Regions from separate parts of the Mus musculus genome. Here all the other regions are linked to region 1. Evidence: chromatin loops called from intact Hi-C (ENCODE). Cell type or tissue: left cerebral cortex. All regions are shown on one strand.

Evidence for each region. Hi-C counts contacts between places; a loop is a spot of excess contacts. Peaks named below come from ENCODE experiments on the same cell type or tissue, not always from the same donor. Only the 100,000 strongest peaks of a DNase experiment are listed, where the experiment ranks them.
Region 2: it touches region 1 in a loop (4-fold over the local background); 2 of 42 quality-filtered maps call a loop at or near these places.
Region 3: a loop joins it to region 1, with 8 times the contacts of the local background. A loop is called at or near these places in 40 of 42 quality-filtered maps.
Region 4: a loop joins it to region 1, with 7 times the contacts of the local background. A loop is called at or near these places in 35 of 42 quality-filtered maps.
Region 5: it touches region 1 in a loop (7-fold over the local background); 4 of 42 quality-filtered maps call a loop at or near these places.

Annotation. Positions count from the first base shown.
Region 1 is chr6:119,217,529-119,222,528 of GRCm38, forward strand. Dcp1b (decapping mRNA 1B) reads left to right here. Exons shown (of 9, transcript NM_001033379.3): 8 at 275-451; 9 at 2,475-4,086. The coding sequence ends at 2,552. Among named protein-coding and RNA genes, the nearest start is that of Cacna2d4, 16 kb to the right of the region's middle. In left cerebral cortex, a CTCF peak has its summit at 2,946 (motif pointing right); DNase peaks (open chromatin) are centred at 1,956 and 2,982; H3K27ac peaks cover 525 bases.
Region 2 is chr6:118,624,186-118,629,185 of GRCm38, forward strand. Cacna1c (calcium channel, voltage-dependent, L type, alpha 1C subunit) reads right to left here. Exons shown (of 47, transcript NM_001159534.2): 32 at 3,257-3,385; 33 at 1,304-1,369; 34 at 182-273. Among named protein-coding and RNA genes, the nearest start is that of Gm38887, 31 kb to the left of the region's middle. In left cerebral cortex, a CTCF peak has its summit at 2,264 (motif pointing right); a DNase peak (open chromatin) is centred at 2,162.
Region 3 is chr6:119,428,445-119,433,444 of GRCm38, forward strand. It overlaps Wnt5b (wingless-type MMTV integration site family, member 5B), which reads right to left. Exons shown (of 5, transcript NM_009525.3): 5 at 4,087-5,000. The coding sequence ends at 4,954. Among named protein-coding and RNA genes, the nearest start is that of Gm40397, 36 kb to the right of the region's middle. In left cerebral cortex, CTCF peaks have their summits at 325 (motif pointing right) and 2,290; a DNase peak (open chromatin) is centred at 2,294.
Region 4 is chr6:119,442,078-119,447,077 of GRCm38, forward strand. Wnt5b (wingless-type MMTV integration site family, member 5B) reads right to left here. Exons shown (of 5, transcript NM_009525.3): 3 at 4,258-4,505. Among named protein-coding and RNA genes, the nearest start is that of Gm40397, 23 kb to the right of the region's middle. In left cerebral cortex, CTCF peaks have their summits at 861 (motif pointing right) and 2,253 (motif pointing left); DNase peaks (open chromatin) are centred at 1,724 and 2,226.
Region 5 is chr6:119,277,920-119,282,919 of GRCm38, forward strand. It overlaps Cacna2d4 (calcium channel, voltage-dependent, alpha 2/delta subunit 4), which reads left to right. Exons shown (of 38, transcript NM_001033382.3): 16 at 270-344; 17 at 3,701-3,787; 18 at 4,260-4,331. Among named protein-coding and RNA genes, the nearest start is that of Gm52874, 34 kb to the right of the region's middle. In left cerebral cortex, a CTCF peak has its summit at 3,038; a DNase peak (open chromatin) is centred at 2,990.

The sequences.
Region 1 (5,000 bases):
GTGACATCAGCAAGAGGCTCCAGAGCTGTGGAATAACCACTGAGGAAAGTTCTGAGGGTAGAACAGGGATAGGCCTGCCGGCCTTTCTCACCCACGGCATCTGAGCACCCCACTACCACCAGTGTGAACATGACCCTTCATCTCAGGAGCTACAATTTGTGGGTTGCTTCCTAACCTGCCTTGTGTGTGTCTTTGCTGTGAGCAGACCGTCTCAACTCAGTGTGTCCCTGCTGCAGTGGCTTCTCTGCTCACGCCCCCTGTGGTTTTCACACAGTCTACCTGTGCCCCACTGAGGGAGACTGATAATGGGCTCATGGCCCTAGGAGGCCAAGAACTTCCTGCTGCCTCCTCCAGCCTCCTCCTGCCCCTGCAGAACTGGGAGTCCTCCACCGTGGCCAGCAGGCCCCTCACCAGGCTGCAGCTCCAGGAGGCACTGCTGAACCTCATCCAGGTAAGACTGTTGACCTTACAGTCGGCACCAGGGCAGGGTGAGTTGTCTCATGCCTACTTTGGACTCTGTAGAGTGCTACCACCTCCCCCAACAGCTTCTAAACTCAGTTAACTGGATGAGATCTCTCAGGGCTTCAAGAGATTTGTGACTTGGAGGAATGAGTAAGGCCTCCTAGGTGCCAGCAGCCAGAAAGAAAGGGACCATGTGATGAAGGATCGGCCAGCTAGGGCACCCTAGGAGCTCACTCTTGGGAATAGTCGTAGAGTCATGTAGGGCAAGCTGCTACGGTTTTGAAACCTGCTGCTGAGAACAGGGTGGAATGATAAGATGCCTTGTCAGCCCCTGCCTTGAGTGTCTCTGCTGCTCTGTGTGGTAACTCACAGCGAACTGTGCTGTGTACTACTTTAACTTTAATGCTTACAGGAAAGCCTCTTATATGGGCTAACGAGATCAGGTAAAGGTGCTTGCCACCAAGCCTGATGATCCCCATAATGGGAGAAGAGATTCCTAAGTGTGGTCTTCTCACACAAATACATACACATTCACACAAAATAAATCTGTAAAATTAACAGTTAAGACCCTCTTGTTTGATTCCACAGACAAGGAAACTGAGGCTTGTGTTTGGTCTGGTGTGACACTGAGCCTGGCTGCTGTGCTCCCATCTCCCCTCGTATGGCCTTTGTAAATTAATGTTCCATTGTATAGTGGAGCATTCTCCTGAGTGAATGATAGGCCTTGGTAAGGGTAGTGCTCAAAGCCACAGAGAAGCAGGCACCTCAACTAATGTGTTTAGGAATCCCGGTAGGCCGTCCTGAAGGTGTCTGCAGGCTCTGTGTAAGCATCAGACTGCTGCAGGAGAACAGGCCAGCCTTTGTGTGTCTGGTTCTCCAGTTGCTGTTTAATCCCTATTACTGAAAACATTTCTAAGATAACATGTTTTAGAAAGAACAAAAAGGATGGGACTGGAAATGAGCATCTGTTTGGAAGGAGAACGCAGTCCGCTGTGATTGAGCCTCCCTGTTTAATTATGTCACTAAGCTTACGTATGCACTAAGACAGAAACTCTTACAGATAGCCTAACATGGTAAGTTCATGAGAATTTAGAACAAATGCCTACAAATTTCTTTATCAGAACAGTAAAGAAATGTAAGCCTAAGCTTAGATTTTAGGGATTGTTGCTTTTCTTGGCTCACTCCCCTCTGGTCGCATAACCCAGGGCTGTGTGTTTTGACTTAGCCATTCAGTCCTGTGGCCTCTGGTCTCTGTGTGTGTTTCACACTTCTCCATGGTGCCAATTTGGTATCCCTGATACACTACTAAAAGTGACTCAGGGCATCTTTGTAGGAAAGGCAGAAATAATCTCTTTATTCGTCCTTTGAGCACGTCACTGACTGTGGTGTGGAGAAGGAGTACGTCAGAGAGGGTGAAACGTAGGTGACTGCAGAAGCCTCATTGCCTTTGAGTGGGAGGGGAAAGCCTCTAGCATTCATCAAGAACAGCACTGCTTAGACCCAGCCTTCCCTTCCCTCCTTACCTAGACAGAAGAGCGCAGAGACTCCCTAGCTACTGCTGTTCATTTGCCAAGGCCGGAGGCTTCCCGCAGGCCATGGGAAGAAACCCTGCTGGCTTTGGTAAATTACCAGTGAGCCACGCTGTGGGTAAAACCCAGTGAATGCCTGAAAGGCTGACACACAGACATTCCCGGCAGCCTGGAGGGTGTTTAGGAAGGACCATTCCAACTCGCCAGCTCCTACCCAATGGCCGAGACACTTCGTGTGGCTCGTTCCTCCTGGCTGTGCTGGGTGTTCTGAGCACATGGTCTTCACATGTGGACAGTGAAATCGGGCAGCTCTGCCCAGCCTCGCCTCCAGCCCCTTCACATCCACACACAGGCCAACCTGCCTGCTGGCTGTCAGCACAAACAGCCGAGGTGGGTAAGGCCAGCTCAGCTCCAGGCAGGCAGGAAGTCTTGGCTTTTGCTACTTGAGTAATGGTCCCTGGACCTGTTGGCTTTGTTTTCCAGAATGATGACAACTTCTTAAGCATAATCTATGAAGCCTATCTCTTCAGCGTGACACAAGCAGCCATGAGAACCACGTAACCAGCTACATGAGAGCAAAGACTAAGAATTGATCTTCCAGGTTCTTCATGTGAACTGGTGTGACCAAACACACTTATGCCTTTTTAACAAAGTATAGTGATACAGAGTAAAATGTTTTATACTGTCTGATGTCTGGGGGTTTTGTTCCTTGTTTTTTTTTTTAAAAAAATCACACTCTCCCCTTTACTTGGTACTACAAGTTGAGCAGTTAGATGGTTCTGGCCAGGTCATGTAAGGTTCGATTTTTCCTCCATTTATGAGGCCATTTGAGGAAGAGTAGAGTTTTTCATGCGAAGGGAGGTTCTCAGAGCTATTTATTAATAGAATCGCTCAGGGTAGAGAAGGCAGTTTCTCAGGGTTGGGCTCTGTGTGCCATGGTGCTTGATAACCACCAGGGGGCAATATTACCCCACAAGTTGCCTACTAAGGGTTCCGTGTTTTCGGAAGCAATGAGGACTTTACCAAAGTCAGCCTTTTATTTGTAAAGCTCCATTTGGCATGTTTGATCTGAGCCTTTGGAGGAAGAATCTTTCTGAAGACATTTCTAGCCAGCTTTCGTTCTAAGTGTCAGCAGCGGCCCCGGCTTGAAGCAACGCTCCGTTTCTCAGTTCAAGTTGGCTTTCAGACAGCCACAGTTAGAAAATGCCCATGAGAAGAGGTAGTGGCTATTCTGGGGCAGAAGGTTGAAGATTCTCCAAGCTCTGTAGAGCTCACCTCTGTGTCCTGTGCAGAGAGGTAAGAAGCAAAATTCAAGGGGAGACAGCAGACCGACCGACTGCCTTGCATCCCCAACAGTGCGTGTGGGCATCAGCCCTGCTAAGTATTCACAATGAATAAAGCTTTGTCTTTACTGTCCTAGTTATTCCTGGGTCATAAAAAGACCTTTGAGTTAGCCCTTTATAGTTGAATCGTACTCTTCTATGGAGAATTTAAAATGGAGGCTGGGGTGGGGGTGCAGGTTTCCTTACAGCTTCTGATACCCAGACCAGGAAGCTTTTGACCCTTGTCCTCCCTCCTGGCAGCAGCATGGGGCTTCTGGGACACCACCTCTCCCTTAGGAGGGCGTGCTTTCCCTAAGGAAGGAAGCTGGGCTGAAGAGGGGTTGGTGTCTGCTCACCCTCACAGCACATCGGCTGAGCATCGGCTGTGCTGGCCTCTGGAAGGGGTAGGTCCACAACCGCACTGTGCTGAACTCATAGGGATCTCTCAAGTGCTTGACAGTGAGTATTCACACCGCTTTAGTCTGATGAGGAGAACAGGGCAAGAGATATCCATGGTTCTGTGGTCCTGAACCATAGGAAAATGTCGCTTTCCAACGTGCTCACTAAAATGGGAGCACTATTAGGCTAGGGTGTACCTCAGTGGTAGAGCACACACAGGATAGAGCCTAACACACAAGGCTCTTGGTTCAATCCCTAGCACTTAAAAAAAGAAATGTTATTTGGCCAGTGGCCAGGCTTTAAAAATAATCTGTGAGGGCTGGGAATGTGATTTGGTGATAAAAATAAATAAAAAGTAAAATAATGAAAAACACTTAAAACTATACTTATGCTTTAAAGTTCCTTCTGTAGCCAGGGAAAGACAAATTTCATTCTTAACATTTCTAATGTATTTGAGGCAATGAATGGCTTCGTTTCATAAAATATGTTTCCTTTCTTCACATGAATAAGTAAAACAGCCGCCACAGCTGCCCAACAGAGCAAGCCAGGACCACGAGGTCAGAGGACACAGCCTTTTCAGGCCAATTCTCCCGTGATCTGTTTTGACAAAGCAACACGTCTCCATCATCCACTGTATGGAGTCATCTTAAAGTCGGCGGGCAGATTCATTTAGACCAAAGATGGCCACCGGCAGGACAGTCAGGGTGGATGGCCTCCTGCAGGTGCTTCTCCTGAGGACACAGGAAGAGACAGATGAGAAGGTTTTCTAGATCCCCCAGGACAGAGCTTCCTATGTAAACCAGCATTTCATCTTCCCATGCCCCTCCTCACCTCAAATTCAGGATGTCCACCCTCACTTCAGGGTCTCTGCCCCAGCAGCAGTTTTAATCTTGAGTTTCGGGGGGTGGTGGTAGGGGATGCTGTGGCTAAAGGCAGCTTCATCCAGGACGGAGTGTCACCTTGCAGAGCCAAGGGAGTAGAAGGTGGAGCATGAGTGGAGTCCCATGGCCCCACCTTCAGCTCCTGGGCAGGACACCTTGTTTTATGAAGTGAGAGACTTCACAGAGTCCAGAGGACTAAATTGTCATGGCCCAAGGCTGCATGCCAGCCAGTGGGAAGGACCAACAGCTGCTGGAGGGGCTTCCTACCATCACACCTTGACAGCATGTGCCTGAGGGCCACCTCACTATGCTTCCCCTACTTCACTGATGCAGTGGAAGTAGCCCCGCCCCTTCTTTATGAAGGGACTCCTTAGGCTGCAGTGGTGATGTCACCGTGACTCTGGGAA
Region 2 (5,000 bases), 590 kb before region 1:
GGAGAAGAGGCCGTTCTTTTCCTGATCCCTTGGTTCTCTCTCCTTGGGCTACCATCCTGTAAGTGTGCCTGTGTGCACCTATGTCATCAAGACCCATCTGAACAGCAGTAGCCCTGTATGTGTGTGTGTGTGTATGTGTGTGTGTGCATGTGTGCATGCACCTACGTCATCTGAGACCCACCTGAACAGCAGTAACACAGCCTGGGGGAACGTCTGGAAGTTGTTGTTCCGATTGATCTCTGTGGTGTCATTCAGGGCAATCTTCCCAAACACCTGAAGAAAGAGGAATTGAGGGACCCGAGAAGGACAGCACGCACCGCTCCAGCCACTGTCTAATAGTAACTCTGGGACTATCTGGCAATCAGTTTCTGATGTGACCTAGCAGACACCTGCTATTCCATGATCCCTGGACCCTGGCTCCAGCATGGACAACTTTAGGAGGAAACCTGCCTTCAGCTGTCACTCAGGAAATGTCCCTCAGCCCAGGGGAAGCTGGGGTTGGGGTGGTAAGTGAATGCTGAGATCAGGATACTCAGTGTAGGACCAGGGCCTACTGCCTTTCAGCCTTTGCATTTCCGAGAACTCAAATGCACAGTGATTTTTGGATTTTGCAGTGATACGGAATGGGTGTTCCAGAGCTTGGACAAGCTTGCCTTATTGCTGACATCAGAGGCCTGCCTGTGTTATTCCCTGCTCTGTGATGTCAAGGTCACCCCTTTTGTCTTTTAAAGCACAAACGCACCCCACCTCCTACCCCACAGAACTTTTAGAGGTTTTATATAGGGAGCTGCCAAGGGAAGATACAAGCATGGCTGTGGAGGTGCTGCCTTATAGAACCTGGAAAGACTCAGCGGGAGTCTTGAAGGCTGGAGGAACTCTGGCTGAGGGAACAGAGAGGGCAGAGGGCCCCTGGGAAGGGGGCTCCTGAAGAGGACTGCATGGTTGATGGACAGTGCCTTCTCTTCTCTCCCCACCTCAAATCATGCATATCCATCAAAGCAGGGGATGCTGGTGGGACACGCCCGCTTCCTGCTGCCTCTCAGACGAGGCTGTTCTCTCCTGAAGCCCACTGCTTAATTCATGAGTGTTCTCCCATTGCAGAACCCAAGCCTGGTTCTGTAAGATGGGAGGAATCCCTGTGTTGTCTCTTGCCCATGGCTTATACCACATCCTACTGGGGGAAGTTCCAGCGCTTTGAGTGTTGAGTGACAGGCAGGAACACAAGTCAGGAGAGAGGGAGGAAAGGATGAAGGCTATGGTTCTGGGGGCTGGGAGGGAACCAAGGAAGCAGAGTTTCTCATACCTGCATCCCAATCACTGCATAGATAAAGAACAGCATCACAATCAAAAGAGCCACATAGGGCAGAGCCTAGAAGGAAGCAAAGAGAGGCTATGAGACCTAGCAGTACAGCCAGCAGGATCATTTCCCAGAAAGCATTGCACTTCCCTGGTCCATGGCAGTCTGCTGCCTTTTTTGACTAAGGAGGACTGAGCATCAAGGAGAGAACCTGAGAGGTGGGCTCTGGCTTTCCAATTCAGGAGTCTGTCTGTCTTGTTTGTATGTATGTATGTATGTATGTATGTATGTGTGTGTGTATGTATGTATATGTATGTGTATGTACACACATATGTATCTATCATCCATTCATCTATCCACCCATCTTTTGGGGATGGAGCTGAGGGCCTCTACCACTGAACTCTGGTCCTAGTCCACAGGGTTTCTTTTTTGGTTTTAAAAGCAGGCTTCAGAGTAATGGAGGCAGCCCCGTACTGTTTATTGAGAACAACCAAGGAGCAGCCCTCCTCAGACTACAGTTAGATATTTGCACAAAGAAGGGAGGAGGGTGATGGAAGTTACACAACAGAATGACCGGAGACACCAGGGAAAAGTGGAGAGGAGGCAGCTTACATCCCATCTCTATCCAATTACTTCCCCAGAAGTGAGCAGTCAGCGCTATTGCCATGAAAACATCTAATGAGGAGAAATGCATCTTGTTTCCCCACTTTCTAGCTCTAGAGCTCGGATGTATTACTTAACATCTCTGGACCTGCTTCCTGATCTGAATATGAGAAATGGTAACGCTAACTCAGCAGGGGGTGTGGCATTTAAATGGTTTGAGGCTTGTGAAACACAACGCCAACAGCCTACACATGATTTGGATCGACATATTTTAGTCCCCCTTAGACAGAGCCATGGCCACTTCAGAGGAGGTGCTCCTGGGCACCTGGCCTTCTAGCTTAGGAATTATGCTGCTCATATACCACTAGATGGCACTGAGAGATAACAACATTTTTTAGGGTAAGGTGGGTTCCCTGATCAAGTCCCATTCTTCAAGGTCACCCCAGCCACTTCCCATTACAAAGAAATGTTGGGGTGTCTCGGGGCCTCTATCAGGACCAGTCTACTGTCTTGATCCCATTAGGGCCAAGGATTCAAATCCTTAGAAACTCCCTTCACCTTGACCTGTGAAGGGGGGAGCCCCAGGCTCTCATTAGGGGTTGAGGGCCAGCAGGGTAGGCCACGACTAGAAGAACAGTGGCTCTTTGTGCAGCTGGGCTGGACCTCGAGGTCATCCATCGGAGTGCTGGGGATGGCACTGCCCACAGAGCTAAGAGTTTGGAAGGGGCAGCAAGAAGGGCAGGCAAGGAACCACAACTCACCCACAGTCTTCTGGGCGCAATCACACCCTTGAGCCCATCTGGATGGGGGCAAGCTCCATGTCCTAGCTAAGCTTGTGCTGTCCAGGGCAGGGGACACAAAGCCCTAGGTTCAGGGTCTGAGGCAGTCTAAGAGTGGATGTGTGGGGGAGAAGTTGGCTTTCATGGTATCCGAGAAGGACAGTGGGTAATTTCTACAATCCTTTCCCAAGAGTCCAAGAATCCTGACAGCTTGGCTTCTCACGAGCTTTCCACTTACAAAGCACTCCTCAGAACTGGCCTTACAATTCTCCTTTTCCGGTAAGTTCTGTGGAATGTGCTGAGCCCTGGATTTTAGAATCTCAGGTTTACTCTCATCCCCTCTCTCTTCCAAACAAGGAAATCCAGGTGCTATCATCACACACTCACACAGCCATTTAGAACAGAGGGAGAGCCAGCCCTGGGCCCTGTAGACTGGGCTGGAGCTGTTTCTTTCCTGGTCTGCCCCTGTAGGGGAGCCTTAGGGAAAGTGACATTGGAACGCTGGGCTGCTCTAAGTCCTGGGGGCAGCAGAGGTTGTCTCACTCCCAGCTTTACGAGGGGAAGGGCGCATGGTTACCTGGAAGGACTTGATGAAGGTCCACAGCAGGGTTCGGATGCCTTCCCCGCGGCTCAGCAGCTTCACCAGGCGCATGACCCGGAAGAGGCGGAAGAAGGTGATGGAGATGCGGGAGTTCTCCTCTGCACTCTAGAACCCGTTGGCAATAGGGGGTGCAGTTAACACAGCAAGAAGGTGGGGCAGGAAGGGATCCTCTGAGAAACAGCCATTGGTTGAAAGGAGGCAGGCCAGGGTAGGGCCAGCTGCACTAGACTCTTTCTTTAGGCCCAGACTCTCTGTGAGGTGGAAGGCCAACACCTTTCTTCCTAGGTCAGCAGCCCATCCTTAAGGTCTATGCTACGTCACAGCCCTGAGTCCATGACTTTGTTTTTCCTATCCTTGTCTTTCCCATAACTCCAAGTTCTTCACATATTATAAGCTTTGGGATTTGAGCCCAGAGAGCTACTGCCCCAGGGGCTCCTGCCCTCCTGTGTTGGGAGAAAGCAACCCAGAAGTTCTTATCTTCTCAGTTCTGCCTTGCGGGTGGAACTTGGCTCTGTCAGGAGGCTAGATGGTGGTGACATCCCACACAGCTGTCTGACATTGCCTCTGAGCATACTCTGGCCATTCAAGTCTCACTTCTCTCAGTCTCCACTTTCTATTTTCCAGGAACCTGGCCCAAATGGCTGCTGGGAAATGGTGGTAGTGGCTTCTGTATTATAAGGGGAGGGCCACAGTCCCAGACTTCATTACAGTCTCTGGAATGGCTGCCCTCTCGTAGCCTCAGAGGCTGTGACCTTCCCTAGAGGTCCACAGTCTGGAGACCTGGGGATGCCCCCAGGACAAGGCAGAAAAGGGATCTGCACTGAGTCCCGGGAAAGGCTGAGCCTGGTACGTGACTACTGTGGAGTGCCACACAGGGTATCTGCTGCGTGATCATGGATAGAGAAAAAGAGATAGAGGCAGCAATGAGGCATGGGGAGCTGAGGAGGGGTTAGAATTTCTGGGCTGCTTAGAGTCTAGGGCCAAAGGTTCATGACTGGTGTCTTAGTCTGAAGGAGCTTGCGGGTACAGACACAGGCCTGGCCAGATCTCTGGAGGCACAGTGCCATTGCTCCCATGCCTGAGAACAAGAACTTATACCCTTGTCCTCCCCCGACCCCCTCTCACGTGAGCAACCGACTGTGTTCCAAAGCCCTGCGAGCTGGTCAGAGCCCTTATGCCTTCTCTGAAGCTAGTGCAGCCTACCCAGCCCTGCTGGGAGCAGCACCAGGAGAGAAAGGACCCTAGGAATTCCTGTTATGGCTCCCATCCCAGGCACCCCTTGAAGGAGGGGGTCTTAAGACTGTTGCTCTCCCGTCCTGTCCTGTCTCTTTAGCTTGTCCTCTTGCTATGCTTGACAGTGTTTCTAGATCAGGCCTCCCTCATAGCACTGTGCCTCTCCGTACCCTGGACTATTCCTTAGTGCTAAAACCTGAGGCTCCACAAGCCCTTTCAGTTCTTCTATGGCCTTCTGGTCCATCCCTGAGGTCTATCTGGAGGGGTATAAGTAATGAACTTTAGGAACATGCAAGGGGTAACAGGTTGGAATGGCGACATATCCAACCTCCATGTTAATTATCCCCATCCCCAGAGGAGGCAGGATACTTTGGGACAGATATTCCAAATCAGCCCCACACTTCATACTGGATGGGCTCTGAAGAAACCAAGCCATAGGGTCCTGGTTTTCAGACAAGGGTCAGAACATTTCTTATATTTTAAAACT
Region 3 (5,000 bases), 210 kb after region 1:
CTCTGTAGCCTTCAAAGTCCTGGAACGTTTCTGCCTCCAGAGTGCTGAGATCAAAGGTGTGCACTAACACTATCCAGTCAATTTATTTATTTATTTATTTATTTATTTATTTATTTGGATTTTTTTCAAAACAGGGTTTCTCTGTGTAGCCCTGGATGTCCTGGAACTCACTCTGTAGACCAGGCTGACCTGGAACTCAGAAATCCACCTGCCTCTGCCTCCCAAGTGGAATTTTATTATTTTTAATTTTTAAATTTATCTTTTATCTGTATGGGTGTTTTACCTGCACGTATGTCTGTGTACTGTGTATGTGTAGTACCCGAGGAGGCCAGAAGAGGGCACTGGATCCTAAAGAACTAGAGTTACAGGGGATTGTGAGCCACCATGTTCTGGTGCTGGGAATCGAACCCAGATCCTCTGAGAGAGCATCCACTGAGCTGTCTCTCCAGCAGCCACTTAGGAGTTTGGAAGACTCACTATTTCTAACACCTCAGACATGGAAGACAATGCCAAGACAGTTCTCTTCCTGTAAACCTTGGAGAAGTGGCCTCACAGAGTGTGCTCATGGGTCTGGTATAAAATAAGGCTCTTCTGGTATGTCGTGCTGAAAGAGTCTCACCCACTGAGCATTAGCGAGTGACCTCCTGCCCTGGACACTGACTCCCCTAGATTAGCTTTCCATTGTTCTTCTTGTTGCTTCAAAACCTATCTCAGTCCACTAGTCTGTCCTTTGGGGGAGCGACAGTTTTCACCTGCTCTAAGCCCATCCAGCAACTCCAGGCGTGGGAGCTCAAGTCCCCCTGGCCAGGTACTCCTAAGCAAGCAAACTTTCTCCATCACTCTTTCCTCTCAAAAATCACGTTATCAATAAGGACAGATCACAGAACACAGCCAGAGACTTAGTGGAAAACAGGGTCTCTGGCTTCAGGTGCCCTCAGCAGGAGAGACAGAGCGGGCTGTTCACACCGAGGACCGTTTTGTGAGGTAACGGTCGTTGCTTAATCCGAGTCTGAGCCTGGCCCGTGAGAAGTGCGTAGGTGGTAGTGGTACACTGCCCTGCAGAGAGAACTACACAGGAGGTGCAAGGAGCAGCGGGCACCAAGTGAGCCCTTGATCCGTGCCAGCTATAACCTGCTTGCCGAAAGAACCCTCAAGTCTACAAACCATCCAGATGTCTGGAGGAAGTGACTTAGGGCCTGGGAACAAGCCCAACCATGGCCACGGACACAACTTCGGCAACTACATAACAGGTTCCAGGCTATCCAGGGCTACACAGAGACCCTGTCTGAAAAAAAAGAAAAAAAAAAAGAAAGAAAGAAAGTTAATTAAATCGATTTGATAATTCCACACATGTACAAAATGCATTCTTTTGTGTGTGTTGTTTGGAACAGGATTGCACTGTGTAACCCTGGATGTTTTGGAAGTCACTACATAGACCAGGCTGCCCTCAAACTCACAGAAATCTGCCTTCCTTGGCCTCCTGAGCACTGAGATTACAGACCTACACAGCCACTGCCCAGCTAAAGCACTCTTTTTTTGTTTTGTTTTGTTTTGTTTTGTTTTGTTTTGTTTTTCGAGACAGGGTTTCTCTGTGTAGCCCTGGCTGTCCTGGAACTCACTCTGTAGACCAGGCTGGCCTCGAACTCAGAAATCTGCCTGCCTCTGCCTCCCAAGTGCTGGGATTAAAGGCGTGTGCCACCACTGTTTAAAGCACTCTTGTTACTTTCGCCTCTCTCCTCTCTTCTGCCTCTCACCCGTCTATCCTCCCTGTCCCGGCTACAATCCAGTCTTCACATTCACACCTTTTGCTTTGTTGTGTGACCCGCTGTTTAACCAAAGCCGTCTGTTTGAGCATAGGTTTGAACTGTCCATAGAAGACTAAGTCGACTCCCAAGTGGGTACACAACAGAAGATACTGACTCTCCACCTCCCAGAGTCTACCTGAAGCCAGGAGGCCCCATGAGTTTCTCTTGTATCCATGATTGACTGCTGACCAGACCACTCTTACACAGGCCTGGTGCAGGAGAGGGATGTTGGGAGTTTATGGTTGCAATGGCTTGTGCCATGCCCAGAAGATGGCATTTCTTAGTCCTTCTTACTATCTTACTTAGCTTCTGGATCTTATATCCTTCTCATCCACTGAGCTTTAGAGAGGAAACACGTAAATGTCTTATGTAGGCCTGAGCATTCAACTGCCACTTAGTCTAGGTACTTGAAACTGGTCAACTTTTGAACCAAGGTGTGAGTCACAGACTTTAGACTTGATGGCACAGTGACACTCAGTGGACAAATGAAGAGCTGCATGCTAGTCCCTCATGGGTATTGGAATTTTTCCAGCCGTGAGCCATGCTGGAGCAAGAATGTTCCAAGGGCCCATGTTCTCTGTTACCTAATCAGGTCCACTCTAACATTCCTTATTGAGTTCAATAATAAGCTGAAAGGACACCTTGCATTCTATAAGTGAGCAGAGTTATTTCCTACTACCCAGTCATGTAATCCCTGCCCACAACCTAAGAGAGGAAGCTTGGACATCTTGTGCTCCTTAAAGGACCAAAGGCCAGGGGATGTAGTTAGTCTAGTAGTTTAGTTTAGACTAGCATGTATGGTGCCCTAGGTTAGATTCTAGCATCAGAGGGGGGAAAATGGACAAAAGACCCCTAGCTAAACTAAGTATGGTGCCACACACCTAAGGCAGGATGGTGGCAAGTTCAAAACCAGCCTGAGCTACAGGAAATCCCGTCTCAAAATAACAGGGAGCAAGGGGAACTAGCCAGAGGGTGTCAGTCAGTTTCCACATGCCCAATGTGGATTCTAGTTATGATTTACTGAAAAACCTTAACAATTTTTATTCATCCCAATTATTTCTTTTTTGAAAACTCTGACTTTGAAAAACTAGAAAAATAAGGTCTATTATAGTTTGGATACACAATGTCATCTGTTTGTATGTCATTGGATACAGGCTCACTTGTCTGAACACTCGCTTGGTCCCCCGCTGCTGGTGTTATTTAGGGACATTGCAGAAACTCTGGGAGGTGGGCCTTCCTGGAAGTTTGGATCTCTGTGGGGTGGGTCTTAGGGTCTATAGTTTAGCCTGCTCCTGTCCTAGCTGCTTCCTTGTCCACAGAGATGTGAGCAAGCAAACTCACACTGCAGCTGCCGCAGCCTCAAGCTGTTCCAAACCAGGCGCCAAAACAAAGTCTCCCTTAAGCTGGTTACAACAGGGAAAGAATCCATACACTGCCAAGTGAAAACTGTCTTTAAATCATTCAGGAAAATTAATGGTCTTTCAAACAGAGTCCACAGGAAAATTAATGCATGCGTATGATCTTCCCACCCTCAGATTTCTATTTGATTTTAATTTAAGACAGGCTCTTACGGCTGGCCTTACTTGATCTCCTGTTCCAGATATCGTGGTCCACTACCACAGGCAGCAATCCAGAGAAGGCTACAGAGAGCGCCCTCCTGTATGTGCTTAACAAGGCTCAGCACACACATCTGCATTAAGCTGTTATGCTATGATGAAATGCTTCTTTTGGTCTCTGTAACTTGCTTATGTAGATACCCCAAGATTGTCTTGGATTGCTTAACTGGGCAGAACAGACCAGTTTTTGCTTGCTTGCTTGCTTGCTTGCTTGCTTGAGTAGCTATCGAAGGACTGGAAGGAGGGGAGGGAGGGGAAACTATGGTTGGAATGGAGGAGGGACTGGGAGGAGGGGAAGGAAGGGAAACTATGGTTGGAATGGAGGAGGGACTGGGAGGAGGGGAGGGAGGGGAAACTATGGTTGGAATGGAGGAGGGACTGGAAGGAGGGGAGGGAAGGTAAACTATGGTTGGAACGTAATATAAGAGAGAAGAATGAGAAATCTTTCCCTCACCTCCTTTTTCATGGCAACTTCAAATCTGGCTCATAGACTGTTCATCCTGCTAGCTCAATACATCTTTAATTACAATTGGATAGAGTCTATGATCTTTAACCCAGGATTCACAAACTCCATAACATCAGGATACCGTGGGTTTCATCCTTAGCATCAAAAATAAAATTTCAAATGAGATCACTGCTTGCCCAAATAAGGAGAGGGAGAGAAACCTCAGTAAAAAGATATTTAATGTCAAAGGGACGCTGTACATGTGGGCAGAGATGACAGTCTCACAGGCAGTTGACCTGACCTGCTAGCATGCCCTGTCATTCTCAAAGCCTCCCTTGACAGAGTGACAGCAGATTCCTGTCCTGTGCAACAGGCACTTGGTCCCCAGTCAAATCCCAGGTTTGCTCCACGTCTTCCTGGCTGTAGCAGGTGACAGAACCGTCTTTCTCTTGGCACAAGAGCTTGAGGCAGGAGCTGGTGACATTCTCATCAGAAGGCAGAGCCAGGGTCCAGGGAGGCCCAGATCTCTTACGGTCACCGGTTGGAGTGACTTGAGACCACTCCCCCATATTGGGGCAGGGGACTTTCCTGCAGTGTGTACTCAGATGAGAAAAGAAGGAAGTACAGAGCCCCTTCCCAAAGCTGGCTCCATTTTCAGGAAGACCTAGGCTACCATCCCGGTTATCAGGTCTTTCCACAGGGCCTCTGGGTCTCCTGGCCAGGGTCACAGACACTCATCTTCCCCACAGGACTGTAGATGTGGAATAAGTCCAGTTCCTTCATCTAATCCCCACCTGTCTCCTGGAGGCTATGGCGCACAGACACTCTCAAGCCCATGTCCCAAAAGTCCTGGCCAGAAAATGGGGAAAAGCCCGTTTCTCTCCCACTGGTTGTGGATTTCCAGCAAAATCCAGTCCTCACAGAGGGCCAGCATCTCCTAAGCTCTTCCTCTCCACTTTCTTCTCTTGATTATCTATCATCCATCCATCCATCCATTTGTACAAATATAAAATATATTTAGATAGATTTATATAATATAGACTTTTGTGAGGCGGAGAGGAGCGGCCTGAAGGCCCGTGTGGTGCAGTCACTTACAGACATACTGGTCCACAACCTCGGTGCATTTTTTGCATC
Region 4 (5,000 bases), 220 kb after region 1:
TGTTTCCCAGCACCCGTGTCTGGTGACTCACGACCTCCCGTGACTCCAGCCCCAGAGGATCGATCCAATGACTCCCTCTAGCTTCTGGACACACATAAATAGGCACACACACACACACACACACACACAAGTAAACAATAAACTGAGTCTTAAAGGAAAGGACTGGAGTGAGCTCTACTTCTTGATTACCATGGCACCACACAGTGATGTCAGAAATCAGACCACACTGCTTTTCACAACTAACAGCAAATCCACTCTGGTCTTTTGTTAACAGGAGCAGCCCACGAAACCTCTAACTAGTAGTCGGAGGCTCCACTGTGATCTAGCTGCTACGGTTGACCCTTGCCTTGGTGCTGACTGTAACAATGAATGTGGGAGCCGGGCGTGGTGGCGCACGCCTTTAATCCCAGCACTAGGGAGGCAGAGGCAGGGGGATTTCTGAGTTCGAGGCCAGCCTGGTCTACAAAGTGAGCTCCAGGACAGCCAGGGCTATACAGTATACAGAGAAACCCTGTCTCGAAAAAACAAAAAAAACAAAACAAACAAAATGTCATTTTGCTTTGAAAGAGCTTCTTGGACTATTTAGTATCCCCACATTCATTGTTTTTTGTTTTTGTTTTTGTTTTGTTTTTTTGTTTTTTCGAGACAGGGTTTCTCTGTATAGCCCTGGCTGTCCTGGAGCTCACTTTGTAGACCAGGCTGGCCTCGAACTCAGAAATCCCCCTGCCTCTGCCTCCCTAGTGCTGGGATTAAAGGCGTGCACCACCACGCCCGGCTGACTTTTTTTTTTTAATTATATATTTATTTATGTCTTTTTAGGGAAATATGCATGTGTGTGCAGTGCCTCCAGAGGCCAGAAGAGGGCGCTGGATCTCCTGGAGCTGGAGTTATAGGTAGTTAAAGGTCAGCCTAATGTAGGAGCTGGGAACTGAAATTGGGTCCTCTGAAAGAGCTTTATGTGTTCTTTCTTCCTTTTTTCTTTTTAAAGATTTGTTTGTTTGTTTGTTTGTTTATTATGAGTACATTGTAGCTGTCTTCAGATTTATTGATTTATTGATTTATTGATTTATTTACTATGAGTACATTGTAGCTGTCTTCAGACGCACCAGAAGAGGGCACTGAATCCCATTACAGATGTTTGCGAGCCACCATGTGGTTGCTGGGACTTGAACTCAGGACCCCTGGAAGAGCAGTCACTGCTCTTAACCGCTGAGCCATCTCTGCAGCCCATTATATGCTCTTAAGGAAGCAGGCTGGGCCGTACTCTAAGGGAGTCATTTCTTTTTTTTTTTTTTTTTTTCATTTTTTATTAGGTATTTAGCTCATTTACATTTCCAATGCTATACCAAAAGAAGTGAGTCATTTCTATAAAGCCTTTCAGAAATGCTCTCAGCTCCCAACATGCCACCTGGAGCAGGGTGGAGCCGCAGACCCCCAGCACTGGGTCTCTTTCCCTTCTCCACGCAATTCGGCTCCTAGTGCTCCTCAGGAAAGCGCTGGCCTCTCAGGGCAGCTCATTCATCATTCATTCTCTCTCTTTCCCCCACGATTCTATCACTAGAAAGTTCCTCCTCACATGAAACCAAAATACGCCTCCTTGTAACTAACTTCTGCCTGCTGGAGCAGCTCTGCCTAATCCCCTTCCATTTGTCAGCTCTCCAGTGTTTGAAAACAAGAAACATGCCTTTTACGTGTTCCGTTCCCAACTCGCATATGCCTGACTTATTTCTTCCACCCGTCTTTAGTAAATGTGCTTCTGAGTTAATCAGCCCTCCCCAAATACCTTTTGAAACCATGTGCCCGTCTCTAAATATAATAAACCAGGTGCCACACACTGACTTCCGGTGACTTGGGATCTGAAAGTGTCCTTCAGCACACTGGACCAGCTCTGCCTCTGCTGGAGGGGCGTGGCCAGACTCTGAGGGTGCAGCGCCAACTGCACAGGGCAGCACGTGGGTCTTGGGTAAGAGATTCTTTTGGGGGGGGGGGGTGGGGGGGTAAAGAGATTCTTGCATAGAAATCTCCTGCAAGGACCAGTTCCCCACTGCAGGTTAGATAAACTCTGTGTGTGTGTGTGTGTGTGTGTGTGTGCGTTGGGTGTTTGGAGGGTATCTGGACGTGAAACAGTCACACATGAAAGGAAAAACCAAACCATCTCAAAGATATGAAGCTAGCAAGCCATAGCACTGGGCAGAGGCTTTGGAAGCCAGGCTGCTCTTCTGAGCTGCTCTGCTGCCCTCTGCTGGTGGATGACTTGTGCTGCAGCTTTCAGAAGAAGGAAGCCCTTTTGACACCAGGATCCTAGCAGGAGCTACCCCAGGACATGGCTTCTCAGACATAGAGAGGCTTCAGGGAAGCTATAGAAAAAGAAGTGGGAGTCAGGGCATGTGATACATGCCTTTAATCCCAGTACTAGAGAGGCTGAGGTAGGCAGATCTCTGTGAGTTCAAGCCCAGCCTGGTCTACAGAGAAATCTCCAGGACATGCAGGGTTGTGTAGAGAGACTCTGTCTTAAAACAATAAACAAAGAGAAACAAACACAACAACAACAACTAAGAGTGGCGAAAACCAGATGGACCAATAGCCCTGCCCTGAACAAGCCATCCACTATGCAATCAGACTCAGCAGTATCTACCACCCACCCCCCACTGTGCATGTTCAGGTGTGTGCAATGCATGTGGATGCATGTACATTCCCTCAGTGGAAGTCAGAAGTCCTTGACAAACCAGTCCCTATTCTACTGGGTCTTATTCCGAGACAATAAAAAGAAGGTGTTGGCAATCTTGAATTCACCCAGTACAGCTCCCCACCACACTGCCTCACCCCACTGTGTGCTGTTCCTCAGAAGCTGCCCTCCTTATTTTCTGAGACAAGGACCTGGGGCTCGCAGATTTAGCTGGGTGGGCTGCCAACCTGTCTCTGCGTCTCCAATGTTGGGATTACAAGCATGCATCACCGCACCGTCTCTCTATGTGAGTGCTGGGGACTGAATTTAGGTCTTCGTGCCTTTTGTGTGGGTGCTGGAGATCAAATTGGGTCCTCACGCTGGCAGGGCAAGCAAGTTTTCAGACAGAGTCATCTTGCTAGCCTGTCTGTCCAGCATTCATTCCTTGAATAACGGGAAACAGGCCAAGAAGGATGCTATGCCCCACCTGGACCAGTCTCATGGTCTTACTCAAAACTGCTTAAGCAGGATAGGTACTGTGCCAAGGAGAGGGATGTGTGTGAAGAGAATCCCTGAAGAATTGCTAAGTAAATCCACCAAACCCCAAGTCAGCTTTTCTGGGGAAACTGCCCCTCAGGGCATCCCGGAACACTGGCTCATGCCTTCTTCATAGCCAGGGCTGATCCCAAAGGCAATGGCAGGGTTCAAAGCAGACACCCCTTGTTTTCATTTTTCAGTTTGAGCCTAGGGAAAGATCTGTGTGTCAGGGTCCTAATAGAATACGTCAAAATCTCTACCCATCCCCTACCCTAAACAACCTTTCTGGAATCCTACTTTGGGAAGGCCCTATCTGAAGCTACCTCCAGAATGCAGAGTAGTGGGGCACTGCCCAGGGACAATTTGGGAGACAAGACTACCAACACCTTCCTTTTATGGTCCTGGAGATAAGAACCCAGCCTGGTTTCTCAATTTCTTGCCAGGGAGGGGAGAATTGCATTTCAAAAGGACCTAAGACAATTAGACTCAACTCACACCTCCATCTGGGCAATAGGACAGCCATGATCTCACCAGCTGGGACAGGGAGGAGGAGGGACCCCTCCCCCACAGTGGTCCTCTTACCTCTCACCTTCCTCCTCTAGCACTAGTACTCACATCCCTTTTCAAGGCAGAAAGCCTGGCCTGGAGCTGGGCCTGGTTAATGGCAGCTATTACCAACCTGGCCTCAAGCTTTCACCTTTTGCTCAAGGGCTCAAGTAAAAAAGATGTTAAATATACAATTTGGGATATTCTCCCTCCACCTCCACCTCTGACTTTTTTAAAGGGGCCCTTCTAGCACTGAGAGACAAAGGCAGCCATGGCAGGCAGGTTTCTAACCAACTTCCTCCTTACTCAGCCTTTCCATTCCTTCTCAGAGTGAGTCACAGACAGCCCCAGGATTTGAGGTAGGGAAACGCAGAGCCTCCTGGGGCTCCCTCTCCTGTCTAACAGGATGCTTCCAAGCCTAGGAAGAATGCAGTGTGGGCTTTCGTTCATGCTATCAGGCTATCTATCGATGCACCAGGCAGGAAGACACAGGTCCAGAGGCCTCTTACCTATCTGCATAACTCTGCCAAAGACAGATGTGTTGTCCACGGTGCTGCAGTTCCAGCGCCTCTGTCGAAACTGGTGTTGGCACTCTCTGATGCCCGTCTTGGCTCCCTCCCCGATGTAGGACATGTGCTCCTGATACAACTGACACAGCTTTCTCTGGCCTGGGGAAAGCCCAGGAAGTTGGCTGCACACGGGCTGAGCGCCAATGATGAACATCTCCGGTCTCTGCACTGGGTTCAGAGCTAGTGACCTACAACATCAATCCAGAAAGAGAGAGGGCACGGCTGTGAATGCACTCATGGGTGCGCACAGTATTACCGACTCCTCCACCCCCTCTGCGACGTTCTCCATAAACAAGGCTCTGGACTAAGGATTTGGAAGAGAACTTGAGCCCAGAGCAGAGTGTGGTTTTGCACGCCTTTGTTTCCAGCACATGGGATGCAGAGGCAGGCAGATCTCTGTGAGTTTGAGGCTAGCCTGATCTACAGAGTGAGTTTCAGGACAGCCAGTGAGACCCTGTCTCAAAAAAGCAACAAAACACAACACAACAAAAATCTGAACTGTCTTAAAAGGTGAAGGTGGGCAGAGGAGGCTGGGCAGGGCAGCGAGAGGGACTCCCATCATCAGTAGGGGGTACAGACACTGCTGAAGGAGGGGGAATACTGAGTGTAGCCAAGTACAGGGCGCATGAGGGAAGGTACTCTATTCCTTTAATGCAGATCTCCTAATGCCTTAAGATAGATTC
Region 5 (5,000 bases), 60 kb after region 1:
AGGGGGATGGTACCTAAGCCACAGCTCTCCATTGCTGTGACAAAAAAAAATCAGCTCAAAGAGAGGAGAGATTTCTTTGGGCTCACAGTTTCAGTTTCTTGGCTTCTGTCCATGGTTGCTTGACCAGAGAACGGTAGGTGGAAGCATGACCCTCCCTGGCTTACCATTATCCCTATTTAACACTTGCTGCTGTTTTCAACGATCCCTTCCCCTCCTCCCCTGCCTAGCCATCTAACACGTCTAATGCCCTCCAACCTTGACCTTGGCAGCTTGGGGTGCATGGCTATGCCTTCTTGAACACTAACAATGGCTACATCCTCTCTCATCCTGACCTCCGACCTTTGGTAAGTACAGCCTATGAGAATTGGGGACAGTTCACAAAAAATAAATAAATAAAGGCTAAAATTCCTCAGATCATACAAGAGGAAACTCGACGGTCATTCCTGTTTCCAAATGATTATCTAGGAGGATGCCTAAGGCAAAAAGCACAAGGAATGATTGATTGGTGAACAGACCAGAGAGCAGGTGATACAGGCTGGGCTTGTGAGAATGGTGTCCTGCAGAACAGCCCAGTTTCCATTACTGTAATAAAACATCTGTAACCGCAAGCTTATAAAGAAAGAACTATTTCAGTCCATAGCTGGTTAAGCCTAGTGCTTTATGCTCTGGTGGGGTGCATACAGCACAGCATGGGACAGAATGAACCTGTTGACCCCTGGAATACAGTGAGAAAGAGACTCCAGTTCTGTAACCCTCTCACTGGGCTTTTTATCTCCAAACATTCCAGCATTTTCCAGCAGTGTCACGCTGGAGCCCAGCCGTCCATAAAGAGGCCTCCGAGAGTTGTGTAAGAGGCAAACCATGAGGGAGAGATGGCTCAGCAGCTAAGAGCACCTGAGTTTAGTCCCCAGAACCCTCTTCAGCCAGCTCATAGCTCTCTTTAACTCCAGTCCCAGGGAATGGGATGCCTCTGGTCTCCACGGGCACCTGCGTCCACATGTACACACCCGCAGATACACACATACACTTAATTCGAAATCAAATAAATCCTTTAAGCTTGATCACTGCAGACATTTATCACAAACCCTCACTGCCTCGGTGACTCCATCCCTCCTACCATCTGACAGATGGAGCAGCAGAGCCCCAGAGGCCCAAGAAGGGAATGTGAACATTGAGTTCACAACAAAAATAGCAAGGCCCTCTCACAAGGGCAGTGAAGGCTCCCTGGGTGTGCCTTCGATGTCGCCTAGGACCCCTGTCCCCTTCTGACTCTGTCCAGGAGCTGTGGGTATTTTCACATGAGTTCTCCCAAGCACCTGGTGTCTGAATACTCTACATCCAGGGATTGGCCCTGTCCACAGGGGCAATAGCCACATTGCTGGTGTGAGGCTGAAGGGATAAGGGGGGAGTGTATCAGATGGCCTGGAGGCATCTTAAACCTACTGTCTTCTGACTTCTGAGGAACCCCAAGAGGCTTGGATAGCAGAATTGACAAAGGGGCTTCTCTGCCTCGGGAGTCATTTGGGGAGACCAGCTGAACTAAGTCTCATGGCAGTTAGCTCAAGTGGATACAGAATCTCCTAAGACATCTGACTGAACCACTCAAGGCAAGTGGTAGGGCTCAGATGGGAGACACATTGGTCCATCCCCACTCTCTTCCCAATTCAGACTCAACAGGGCATTTATCTAAACCCATAATGGACAGCCTTATACTAACAGGTTCTTGGACCAGTGCTATCAAGTGACTCACAGAGAGAGAACATGTAGGTTGATCCTAGAGTTGACATTTAGAATTAGGGGACATACAGCATTAAGGGACATACAGAATTAAGGGACATGAATCAGAAACCCATGTGCATGCATCCATCTCGGTAACTTACATGAATAATGCTTTCACTGGCCAGTTCATATTGGGGACCTACTGTGTGCCTGACATTATCGTGCTAGTAAGAGTGCTGTAATCAGAAGAACATATCTAATCAAAATCTAATGTGTGAAGACATGTAAACAAAATGAACTGCTTACCAAAGGACACAGTGGGGCTTACACTCGGTACTGCTTAAGGAAAGTATTATCAGGAAAGCAAATGGTGAAGTTACAGAAAGCAAAATAATAAAGAATATTCCTAACAGTAGAATAAGAAAGGTCAAGAGACATGCTGGGGGCCTAAAAACCTTTCTATGTCAGTGTCCCCAACCAAATGAAGTCATATGCTTATTCTGAGAGGCTTAGGATGGGCTATAATCTGTTAGGTGTAGCTGAGACAATGGCACTGGGCTGTTGCCAGAGAGACAGCTCAGGTAGAAGACAGGGCAGCACTAAGGACTCTGGACCTCTGGAAGGCTGAGAATAGAACATTGTGTGGGCCAGGAGTAAGGAGGTGCTCAGAGCAGGGACAGTGGAGTGACATCAATACTACAATCAGGAGAGAAGAAAACAAAACCCAAGTAAATGAAATAACCAGCAGAAATAAGATACATAATGATGGTGACTTCAACTCCCAAACATCTACCGGAGACCCATTTACAGAAGTAGATGGTGCTATTTTTAAGATGCTCTGGTGATAAACTCTCCTCTTTTATTGATGGCACTACTAAACTCAACCAGGGAAGTACCATGGGCGTAATTACAGATAACATGATGATATCTGTCAGGGAGAGAGAGTGAGAAAGAGCAAAAGAGGGAGAGAGGGAGAGAGGGAGGAAGAACAAGAGAATGATTCTGCTCGGAGAATTGGTTCAGGGATCTGTGTCAAATTTTGGAGACAGGTGGTTATTAAGCACTGCAGATCTGCGCTTGAATCTGACCAATTTAAATTAAAAAAGAAAACACTATCAAGATGAGCTGCTTCTGCAGATGCCTTGAAATCTGGAGGAGAAACTGATTGCTCATGAAGCATTCTAAAATGATCATCTGAGATTAACAAGATGAAATACATGAGAAATAGGTGGGCGCTCTGCAAACTGAACACCCACGCGTGGGAGAGCACCACGTGAGAACACCGAAGGGATTTGCCTGGCTTATGGCGCCATCTGGGCATCCAAGCTGGCCTGGCTGTCCGAGCAGCCGGCAGAAGCCCAGGCAGAGGCCACAGTGCTTCAGTTCAAACCACACCTCTCTCTTCTCCTGGCCGGACTCCATGAGCAATATTGATTTCTTCCCAGACAGCTCCATTTTCAGGGTGACATTGACAGAGCTGAGCCATCTTCAGAGAGAGAGCTGAGGTATCTTCAGACTGGAAATGTTTAGCTGGAGACAGTCAAGTCTTAGAAGTGACAAGATTGAGCATCTCAAGCCCTGTCAGGAGGAACACGTTCTAGGTGGCTCCAGATGAAAGCTGACAACAAGAAGTAAGTTAGGAGACAGATTTGAACTCCACAGGAGAGAGAACTTTCTAGTAATAAGACCTGTCCAAACTATGACAAGTTGTCTCTCAAAATAGGGAGGGAGATGCCTGACATGAGAAATGTGTACACATAAACACACACACACACACACACACACACACACCCCAGGAGGCTCAGAGGCCATCTGTGGCACACATTGGTCAAGCTTTGCACTGAGTGTAAGTTTGGTCTGGCTCATTGTGATTATGGGATGCTTTGATTTTATGAGGGTACTTGAAAGATTTTAAAGAAGAGGGAAGGGGAACAGGGTGCATGCTGACCCCACCTTTTCCATCCTGTCTGGCCCACTCCAGTACAGAGAAGGCAAGAAGCTGAGACCCAAACCCAACTACAACAGTGTGGACCTCTCAGAAGTGGAGTGGGAGGACCAAGCTGAAATTGTGAGTAAGAAGCTTTCCCTCATTTAGCCCTGTCACAGGTAGACGAGCACTGGGTGTCCTGGGAATGCCAAGGCCTCTGGGCGAGCAGCTGGGTTCTGTGCCTATGATCCTTTCAGCAACTGTGGATATTGAGCCATGACCCTGGTGTCACAGGTTACTGAGACAGGCTGGCCTATAAGCCCAGCATGGTTTCAGGGTTGTCAAGTTTAACGTCTAAGTCTCCATAGCGCATGCTAGAGGAGATTATGTCTCAGCAACACAACCCTATGTTCCAGAGCATCCATTCCTCAAAGCCCCGCCTCAGTGAGAGCCCACAACTGTGAGGCAGTGGCACCTGGACTCAGGTCCATCTTCCCTCCTAGAAGTCTGCTCAGAGGCAAAGGGAAGACCCAGTGTCCCAGGGATCCTAGGACATGGTCAGAGCCCAAATCCAGGTGAATAGGCACCAATCCCCTTTTCTTTCCTCTTAAAGCTGAGGACCGCCATGATCAATGGGGAAACCGGGTCTCACTCCATGGACGTGAAGGTGCCACTGGACAAAGGGGTAAGGAGCTAGTGACAGTGCCTGTGAGGTTCAATCGGGCAGCACTGAACCTGGACCTGGACTTCATTGTGGCTGGGGGGGGTGTGAAGAGAAAGGGAAAGCCGTGGGGTAGGAAGGGCTCTGTTGATCTCACGGATGCTCGTCTTTGGAGGCCGCTGGGTGTGGAGGTTGCCCAGATCATTGGCAGCTCTTCTTCCCTCTGCTGCCTGCTATTTGGCCCTTTGGTTGTTTATGACAGGAAGGGAGAAAGTGACAGTTAATTTTGCAAACTGCCAGAAGCTCTGCTAAAATGTGTCGCATGGGGAAAAGTTGGGAATGTTCACTCCTCCCTTAAGCTGATTTCCATCCAAACACTGAGGACAGAAACAAATTCCCTTACTACAGAGAAGCAAAACCGGAAACCCCCTGCTGCCTCTACAGACCTGTGTGTCATTAGAAAAGACCGTTTCATCTTCTCCCTCGAATGATTCTGACGCATCCTCTGAATTCACACGGCCCCCTGACATATTAACAAATGTCACCTCCTCCTGTACAGCCACCCCCACCGCCTCCTTCCTTACCCACCTGCCTCCGCTCAAAGAACACAGCATCTGTCTGCAGCAATTAGACCTGAGTTCTTGCCTTGTACACAGATCTCTGCAGAGGACAAACTGAGAGGCGCTGGCCAGT